Regions from separate parts of the Mus musculus genome. Here region 1 is linked to region 2. The links are chromatin loops, found by intact Hi-C in ENCODE. Cell type or tissue: heart. All regions are shown on one strand.

Region 1 (5,000 bases), 230 kb after region 2:
AGGGTCCTCCTCTCTCAGCTTCCCAGTTCATTCTTCTGAGCCAGGGTCTCTCTGAGCCTAAAGCTTGTTAGAAGCCAGCAGGAATCCAGTGATCATCTCATTTCTGCATCCATGCCCAGACCTCAGAGCTGGGGAGTCCCTTTGCCCCCCCCCAACCCCAGCTGGAGTGCAGGCCCCACGGGACAGTGCCCCATAGCATAGTGTCACTATTGGGCACCCTCCAGCTGGCAGAGACCTTCAAGTGCCTCTGCTCTCACATCCCCAGAGCTTCTTGGCAGTGTGGCACACCCAGCACTTATATCACAGGAAGACACCCAAGAAAGATGGCGCTTCAAGCACTTACCCTCAGGCAGCCTGATGGCAAGGAGCAGGGTCATGGAAAACGCAAAAACCACAGCATTCAGGTGCACACTGAGACGTGGGTGGTGGGAAACGAGTGAAGCCATGATTAGTGAAGTAACTCAGCCCGGATGCTGGCGCTGTCTCAGCTCTCAGCCTGGTCATACACTCCTGTCTGCTGTCTTCAGAGGCCTCAGCAGAATACCTGTCAATTGGGTCAAGGCAATAGAGTGATTTTTGCTGTCCCTCCTACCCATGGGAAGTGACCAAGGAGTCACAGCAAAGTTTTCTGGCCTGACACAGTATGTCTTCCTTCTTGTTTTCTTGCTACTGTCCCCACAAGGCCACACTGCCCACCCCACCCCCAAGCCCAGCACAAGCTGCTCCATTGAGGAGCGAGGAAAAAATGCAATTCCACAGCGGTCCATGATGAAGCATCTTCCCTCTGACTGAGTAGATGGGCATATAAATATTCCCCGTCTCCGCGGCTCTTTATTTCCCTTGTAAGCAGTTGTCCCATTTCTCCATCTGATGGATTCCCTGTCGCAGCCAGGGTGGGCGTGCCCTGGCTGTCTTGGTCCTCTGTTTCCTTCCACCTACCTATGCCGCCATGGGCCTCCATCCCAGTGCTCATGGGCCAAGATGCAGGCGTTGAAGGCTCATCCGACACAGACCCTTTAAATCAGGAGCAACAGCCCCTGGCTGAGAGAGCCAGGTGAGGGAAGCCAGTCTCTGCAGACTCGGCGTGAACAGGCTCACCCAGACACTTCACGGGGTACGTGGGGCTGTGGCTAGCTGCTCTCTCATTAGCCTACCTTGCTTCCTGATGGAACAGACAGCCTCCATTTTCAGAGGACTTAGAAGCTGAAGAAGGAGAGTCTCATTAGCAGAGGGACCATCTAATATTAATCACCCCTTAAAATTGACAAGGGAGGCAGCTCATTTAACCACTTAATTGCTACAGGTTTTTATGGGCTGCTGTTTGCAGACATATTTAATGAAGAAGTTATAAATCTAAGAGAGCTTAAAATTTTAATTTTATCCCTAAATATTATCCTTGTTCTCGAGTTTGTAGTCAGGCCTCAGGAGTGTAGTCACGTGAGATACTCTTTAAATGAACATATTTGCTAACTGGCGTGATTTCAGTTTTTAAAACATTGGTTCCAGCAATTAGGCTTTTTTTTTTCCAGTTCCCAAATGACTAGAGGAATTCGTCTTGATTATAATTGCTCTTAGCCACGCATATCTAATTTGTGTCTTTTTAAGTGTTAATTAGTAAACAGTTCGAGCTGACATCTTTATGTGTTTGTGTGTTGAAAAATGGGGCTTATTGCTTATTTAGCTTGGGGCTGATCCCGATAGCATTTACGTCACTACTCAGAGGTGAAATTAATGGAACCACATTTGGCAGCGTGAGGTTAAAAGAATTTTCAAATTCAACTTTTAGATGTCCACTTTGTTAGGGCCTCTTCAAATGCACGAGGTTAGGGTGGGCTGGGGAGCCTGGTCTGCTGGAGGAAGGCCAGGTAGGGTTGCATTCATAATGAAATGGCAGCGTCCCAACTTTATCACAGCAGAGTGCTCGGATCCAGCCCAGTGGTTCCTTCCTTTCTGCTTTTGGAAAGCATTCCTAGTGCTTAGGAATGTGAACTGATTTGATGATGGTTGAGTTGCAGCCACAGAAATATGTGGTCCCTTTGCACCATCTACTGGTCATGTCTTGAACTGCACTGGATTACATGGCTGCCTCTGCTAGGTGTTCTTCACCCTGTGTTCTTTGAACAGCTTTATTATCGGCCAGGAAGGCAAAATATTTGGAAAAGCAAATATTCCTACCTCGTGAACCAAGTGTGATTGATCCAGTAGACTGCTATAAGCTCCTGTATATTCTTCCAAGGTCCCAGCTGCCATCTAAATTTTTACAGAGATCACACTGGCTTGAGACCATTCCTATGCAAAACAAAGAAACTCCAAAAGACAGTGCATGGTGAGGCAGGGGTGTGGCAGTCAGCAGACCGCCAGTTTATCCTGTGCCTCGCTGTACCGTCAGCACACGTGCAGTGGCTGCAGCTACAAAGAAACTTTTAAATTTGTTAAAGAACTTAGTAGGTGGCTTGGATGGGATTTTTTTTTAAGATTTATTTATTATTATATCTAAGTACCCTGTAGTTGTCTTCAGACACACCAGAAGAGGGTGTCAGATCTCATTACAGATGGTTGTGAACCACCATGTGGTTGCTGGGATTTGAACTCAGGACCTTTGGAAGAGCAGTCGGTGCTGTTAACCACTGAGCCATCTCTCCAGCCCTTGGATGGCATTTCTAAAGGCCTAAAAGATGCCTTCCAAAGTGTGAGGGCGGTTGGTTCACTGCCACATTCTGCTAACCACAGGCATGCACCCACGAGTCATGCCGCAGACCAGCGTTAATCCTCCTCTCCCACTGAAGAGGACCTCTCTGGTATGGCACCATTTGAAGCAGACTCAGGACTCCTCCCAGTTGGAGATCATTGTGGGGATTGGGGGTCTTCCTTGATTTTCTCTGTGCCTCACTTTGTGAGGCAGCATCTTGCACTGAGCCTGGAACTCACTGACTGAGCTAGGCTAGGCTTTGCCAGTGTGCTCCAGGATCTCTCGCCCACCACTGGGCTTACCCACCACTGGGCTCACACTGGCCTTTCCATGGGCGCTTGTGATCTGAACCCGGCTACTCATGCTTGCATGGCGGACACTTTTCCAACAGAGCTATCTCCTCCTGTCCAGGCATCAACTTTTCAATACTTGGTGTTTTCCCGACAGACCCATGCACACGCATGAAAATACAAACTCAGAAACATGTGAAGTACAGAGTGAATCTCCCCTGCTGCCCACCTCAGACACGCACATCTAACCAGTGTTACACCAGCAAGCTGCCTACTTCAGACACACACATCTAACCAGTGTTACACCAGCAAGCTGCCTACCTCAGACATGCACATCTAACCAGTTTACACCAGCAAGCTGCCCACCTCAGACACGCACATCTAACCAGTGTTACACCAGCAAGCTGCCCACCTCAGACACGCACATCTAACCAGTGTTAGTTACACCAGCAAGCTTCCCACCTCAGACATGCACATCTAACCAGTGTTATACCAGCAAGCTACCCACCTCAGACACACACATCTAATCAGTGTTACACCAGCAAGCTGCCTACCGCAGTCATAGCTCTGAAACCTGCTCCCCACTCCTGCACACTCTAAGTCCTTCCTCCTAATGCCCTCCCTTCATCAAAGAGGCTTTTTTTTTTTTTTTTGCTGCTAGCAGATGGAGACTGTATCAGAAGCCACAACTGGCCAAAATGCAGTCTGCAGCCCATTCCTTCTGCTGGCCGAATTCCCTGCCTTTAAAAAAACAAAACACTTTTTCAAGAGTTTTATATACTGTATTTCTATCACTACACTTCCACTCCCTTTCAACTTCATGACCTCTTCAATTACACACACACACACACACCTGAGTCCATCGAGAATTGCTGGTTTGGCTTGTGTTTAGGGATGACCACACGGATTGGCTGACCACATAGGATTATAACCCACCAGGGGCTCGACTTATAGAAGTCTGGCACTCCATCTCTCAGCAATCACTAGTCACTGATAGCTCTTCCTCTAGTGTTGGAACCGTGTGAGGTTTTCCCTGTCAGCTAGTGGCATCACTGGGCAGGTCTTGTCCAAGCAGCCACATTGTTGAGATTTAACAGGTACAACTATCTTGTAGCTGGCATCCAGGCTCTCTGCCTTTGACAGGCTCCCCCCTCCAAACCTCCCCATGCCGTCTGCAGTGTTCCTCGAATCTTTAGGGTACAGTTTCTATATGTTTATCAGCTGGGCCTGGGCACCCCACAGTCAGACGGCCTCTGCATTTTGGCCAGTTGTGGCTTCCGTAACGGTCTTGTCTTCTGTGAAAAGAAGCTTTGTGGATGAAGAGTGAGAGCCACGCTTCTCTGTGGGCCTGAGGGGAAGGATTTAGAACGCTGTTGGAAATTATTGTCACTGGCAACAGTTCGTTCCTTTCTAGGGCCCATGGCCTCACCAACCACAGGCATGAGTTTCCTCATACTGAGCAGGCCTTAAGTGACGAGGAGGTTTGGTCACCTCTAAGGTGCAGGTGCCACTGCTGCCCACGGGTGCATCTTGCCATGCTGTCCCCAGTGGTGCTTCCCAGGCCTCACGGCTGAGTGGGACTTTGACTGCTTCTCCCTGGCAGCGCACACTGGCAGCCCATGTTAGCACTTCTGTCTGAGGGCTGATCCTCAGAGAGAGGCTTCCACTCAGCTCTCGCTGGACTCCTCCAAGTCTTCCAGCAACAGCAGTAAGCTGTGTAGCAGTCCCCTCTGACCAACAGCTCAGTGAGTCCGCATGCTTGGCACTGGGGGGGGGGGTTAGTCTGTGGCTTTGTGGGGTGTACCCTCACTCCACATGCCATGCCCTTGATGTATGTACTTAGCCAGTCACCTGCTGAGTGAATTTGGGCTCATCCCCAGTGACCCTCTCTCAGTGTGTGTGACTTGATTTGCTGTGTGTGTGGCTTTGCTCCCCTGGGTATGGCTTTCTTTAGAAGGGGAAATACTAGTTTGCTTTCCGAGTGGAGATGAGCCCACTTAAGCCCCAACCAAAGGAGCACA
Region 2 (5,000 bases):
CAGCATGAAGGAAGGCTGAGGCGTGAAGCCAAAAAGTGATGAGAAGTCTCTAGGAACAGACTTCCACAAAGGGACACAAGCAAGGGAAACTACCGACATGGTGGCCTAGGCCACTTGACGTCTCCTTATTGTGGGAAGGTCCCACAGGTTCAGGCTAGGAAAGAACATGAGGGTGTTGACCTAGGGTGGCCCAGAACCAGGGCGCAGAGCCATGTGACGATCACGGTAGGCTCTGGAACATGAGTCCCGGACATGAAGGAGAAACCTCGGCTACTCAAGAATATAGGAAAGGAAGTGTGGGAGGGGTCCTGAGAGCAGACAAATACTGCAGTTTTCTCTGGTGCTAGGCACCCTGCACATAGAAGACACTGGGGCCCCGTGCACAGTCACCTGATCAGCAGGCAGCAGGGTCAAGATACCACCCAGGGGGACGCAGATCGGGTGTACTTCTCAGGTCAGCCTGCAGACTGTGCTTGATATTCTTTTCCAGCCAGAAAAGACGGCAGACAGGAAGAGAGGCAGCAAGTGACCCTTGTCCAAGAAGTCCCAAGCAGGGGCGGACCAAAGTGAGCGCTATTGATCCAGAAAGAAGGAACAGTATCCCCATCCCTGGCTCTGCCCAAGACAGGGCGATGCGCCAGACCCAGACCGGAAGCATTGTCAACAGCAGCCAAGTGGGGCAGCTACCTGTCAATCAGAGCGTGGGGGCGGGAGTGGGCAGCGAGAGGAGGGAGAGGCTAAACTGGGGACGAAGGGAAATTGTAAAAGAAAGAAAAAAATAAAAAAGGTCATTTTCAGAATTAGATTTTCTCAAGAGTAGTAATGAGTTCTTCAGCCCTGGAGATAACCAAGTTAAAGCTGGTGGATTTGGTGTGTGGAGGTGTGGGATTGGGGAGGCTGGTGCACTAGAGACTCCAATCTAGGCCCCGGTGGCCTTCCTTCCAACCTTGAAAGCATCATCACGTAATGTTTCTATCCCTAGGAGTGATTCTCTCCCCTGTGTAAGTCCAGGCCCAAATCAAACCTCACCTCTGGGAGGTGCCCCTCTGAGGCGGTTCAGTCTGCTACTCTCATGGCTTCTCCCTGCTTTATGTGTGGCTAACTGGACATTCTGTCCACTCATTAGAGTTATTGTCACATGACGTGCTCACATGACTCCATCAGAAAGAACCCCGCTATCACTGACCCATGCACCCCAAGGCCTGGCACTGGGTCCCAAGTGCACTGAGCTAGCTGCGTGGTTCTGTCTCTCACCTGGGTGGATCAGTTGTCCTCATCAAGAGGAAGTGACCTGTTTAAGGTTACACAGCTGGGCCCAGGAGAGAGGTGGGATCCAAAGCCTGCCTGGAGGGTACACAGTCCGGGTGTCTCGGGGCATTCACAGTTAGACCACAGCACCGACCCTGTGTACAGTCCTCTCGAGGAGTGGCTGGCCTTAATTGCTCGTCTTCCCTCTTTGTTTCTGCCCTTGCTGTCCTCACCCTGTGCAGCCTCGGGCCTCTTCCGTCCCCCTCTCCTTTGCCCTGTTTGTCTCTCATTCCTCTCCCACCCCATGTTTTCCTCCGTGTCTCCTGCCCCCACTGTTTCTCTTCCCCAGTCTTTCCACTCTGCCTTCTTTGTATTTCTCTTCCCTTTCCCACCAGCTCCCGCCGCCCGCCTGGACCCCACAGAGCCATGTCTCTGCTTCCCCTTGTCCTCTGGAGGCGCACATCACCAAAGCATCCTTTGTCTTTCCAGCTTACTGGGCCTCTCCCCCTTTCCTCCATTTATGAGCTGGTGTGTTAGTGGACAGGGTATAAGGTGGAAGTCACTCACTAGTGACCCATCCTCACGATCACCTCATTATTTATCACCAGGGACACCGGTGTTTCCATAAATTACCCCGACCTGGAGCTGCCCGCGCCAGAATCGATAGTGCCGCTTGCCTAATACCCAATCATTAATAACCATGGGGGGAAGGGTGGCTAGACATAGCCAGACATGCCACTCTGGGCCCTCGCCTGGCAGGGGGAGGGAGAAAGCTGGAAGGGAACTGTGATCTGCCTGCACAGGATAAGAGATGGGACCAAGAGAAGGAGCTAGTGGCATCCCCAGGTCTTCCCAAAGCCTGGGACACCGAATCTAAGACCTAGTCCCCTGGGGGGACAGGCAGAACTCTGTCTTGGGCACCACTAAGTGAAGATAGAACACACTGACATCAGCTCTGAGGGACTAGAGGACCCAGGACCCTAGTGATAAGAGTGACTTTTCTCAGTGAGGAGCTGGGGTGGTCCCTGCTGCATGCCATCTAAAGGCTGTCAGCCTACTATGTGTACTCAGAGTGCCCGCTGCATGCCATCTGAAGGCTGTCAGCCTACTATGTGTACTCAGAGTGCCTTAGGTGAAGCTCTGTTGCCACAGTCTCCATGGCTGGAGGAAGGAGGCTCAGAGAAAGACGTAGGGGAGGTTGAAACGCAGCATCTGAAGTGGGGTGCAACCAGTGAGGCCCCAGCTCCAGGCTCTGAGGGTCAGAATTAGAACAGCTATGTATGGAGGAGAAGGTCCTAGGCAGGGGGAAAGAGAGCCCCAAGAGTCCCTGGCCTTGATGTTAACACAGCCTCAAGCTGTCCTCTCCTCTCTCACAGAACCACTTACCCTACAGGTGCACATCAGAACCACAATGCTTTTACATACAAACACTGTCTCCCCTGAACGTTCTTAGATCATATAGTTATACAGATTCAGAGACACAAAGACAGACCACCATTAAAAACACCCATGGGGGCACAGACGCTACATACAGAAAACTAAGCATGCATGCATACCTATGCACACAGACCCCTGCAGAATCTACTATCTATAGTTACACGCTCCCTCACATACCTCCCAACTCATGCACTCTTTTGTGCACCCAGCATGCACACTGCACAGCAGCCTCAGAAGGCATCTTGCAGGAGCTGGCTGCCCTGTGCCTCCCAGAGCCCAGGTGGTGCCAACACTGCCACCTTGTGGCCATAAGTGCACAGTGCACCAGCTACAAGCCTGAACCACCAGGTTGGTGGTGGTGGTGGAGGAGGAGGGGGAAGAGACTGGTAAGAGGCAGCACCCAGGCCTCTCCCCATGTACTTGGCCTCTGCTCTCTATCTAGAGGAACCCAGCTGTTGCTGGGCCATTTCAAAGTGAGACTGGGTATAGCCTTGGAGCCACAGTGACTAGGGTGTACACCCAGCCTCAACCCGCCTTGGTCCGTGTTTCTGCTCCCAGTGATTAGTGCCAAGTGGAAGGTGGGTGACCCCCACCCCACCCCCATGCTAGCCTAGACTATGCTAAGGCATTTAAAGCCTCAAATTCACTCTGAACCTCACTATTCATTTACTCATTATATTGACAGGTGAGGCAGTCTGTGCTCAGGTACAGTGCTGGGATAATGCCACAATGAGCACTGCAGATAGGTCCCTGTCCTAAAATGCCACCGCTCAATGGAAGGGATGGAACCTCGGGTCTGTAGTAGTCAACCCTCAGAAATTGCCTACAGCATAACTTCAGAACTTGAGTGCTGGCAATTTCCTGATTTACCCTAATGATAAGTATGTCATGTGTCCTAAGAAAGGCCAGTGGAGCCTCGCTCGAGGAGGGATTCACCATAGAAGGCTTCCTGGAGAGGGTGTCTGAGTAGCACATGCAAAGGCGCTGAGGTGAGAAAAGGTTTGCATGTGAAGATCAAAGTGTGCCTAGAGCCAAGAACCAACCAGCAGAGGGTATGCGAAGATGAAAGGATGGGGGACCTGGACCATGCAGGCTGGGCCTGAAACACCAAATTGGGAGCTTTGAAAAGCCCAGGCCAAGTGCACAGTGGCAGAGTCACATGACTTCAGGCTCACAGTAACGGCAGTTACTGAGAAATGATTGCTCACCAATGATTCCCAGGGTCCCTGTGCTCCAGGCTGGTGACCCGTGCACAATAGCTGGGGACAACTTCACCATGAGAGATCAGTTTTATGGAGTACTATGCAGCCACTAAAACCAACAGTAGTACTGTTCATTTATTGATGTGGAATTATGGATAAGCTTTGTTAAACAAAGACCCCAAGGCAGTGTTCATGAGCCTGGCACTTATAAGCTCAGCTACTGGGAAACTGCAGCAGGAGATCTTTTGAGCACAGGGGTTCAAGGTTATCTGGCACAACACAGCAAGGTCTCAGATCCTAAGATAAAACAACTCCCCTTCTAACTATAGAACTCATAGATTCTCATTCTGTAATATATACTTCCCCCTACACCTTTTTCCTTTCCTTCTTGCTCTGTGCATGGTGTCCATGTGAATGTGGGTGTGCACACATGTGTGTAAGTCAGATGTTTAGAAGTTGGTTCCCTTACAAAGTTGAAACAGGTTCTCCCACTTCTGCTGTACTGAGTGATCCAGGCTCATATAGTTATACAGACTCAGAGACACAAAGACAGACCACCATTAAAAACACCCGTGGGGGCACAGATGCTATATACAGAAAACTGAGCATGCATGCGTACCTATGCACACAGACCCCTCCAGAATCTATCTATAGTTACACACGCCCTCACATACCTCCCAATCCATGCACTCTTTTGTGCACCCAGCGTGCACACTACACAGCAGCCTCTGAAGGCATCTTGCAGAAGCTGGCTGGCCTTAGAATTTCTGGCTGATTCTTTTGCCTGCACTTTCTATCCCACCATAGACATTCTGGGATTGCAGATGCCTACCAGATTATCCAGATTTTCCCATGAGTTCTGGGGTTGAACTTGGGGCTCAGGGTTAGCAGCCTGAGGCCATATTCTCAACCATACCATATTTCCTTGATCCTAATAGGTGTGTGTGTTTTAGGATGCACACTGTACATGGACATAGATGTTTAATACACCTTGGAACTTGGCAGTTAACCCTGGGGTTCACCTTGCAATCCATTACTCTAGAATCAAGGGGAAAAGCCTCATGTACATACTACATTCAAGCCTATGAAAATTTCCAGGAAGACATAAGCCAC

Evidence for each region. Peaks named below come from ENCODE experiments on the same cell type or tissue, not always from the same donor. Only the 100,000 strongest peaks of a DNase experiment are listed, where the experiment ranks them.
Region 1: a loop joins it to region 2, with 3 times the contacts of the local background. A loop is called at or near these places in 19 of 42 quality-filtered maps.

The regions. Positions count from the first base shown.
Region 1 is chr2:33,743,660-33,748,659 of GRCm38, reverse strand. The region is part of intron 9 of Mvb12b (multivesicular body subunit 12B); the gene reads left to right. It overlaps Gm52507 (a long non-coding RNA gene), which reads right to left. Exons shown (of 4, transcript XR_003953788.1): 1 at 2,176-5,000; 2 at 344-544. Among named protein-coding and RNA genes, the nearest start is that of Gm52507, 13 kb to the right of the region's middle. In heart, a CTCF peak has its summit at 2,055 (motif pointing left); a DNase peak (open chromatin) is centred at 1,899.
Region 2 is chr2:33,971,580-33,976,579 of GRCm38, reverse strand. All of the region lies in intron 3 of Gm13404 (a long non-coding RNA gene), which reads right to left. Among named protein-coding and RNA genes, the nearest start is that of Gm39793, 12 kb to the right of the region's middle. In heart, no CTCF peak of the experiment used is centred here; DNase peaks (open chromatin) are centred at 639 and 2,989; H3K27me3 peaks cover 992 bases.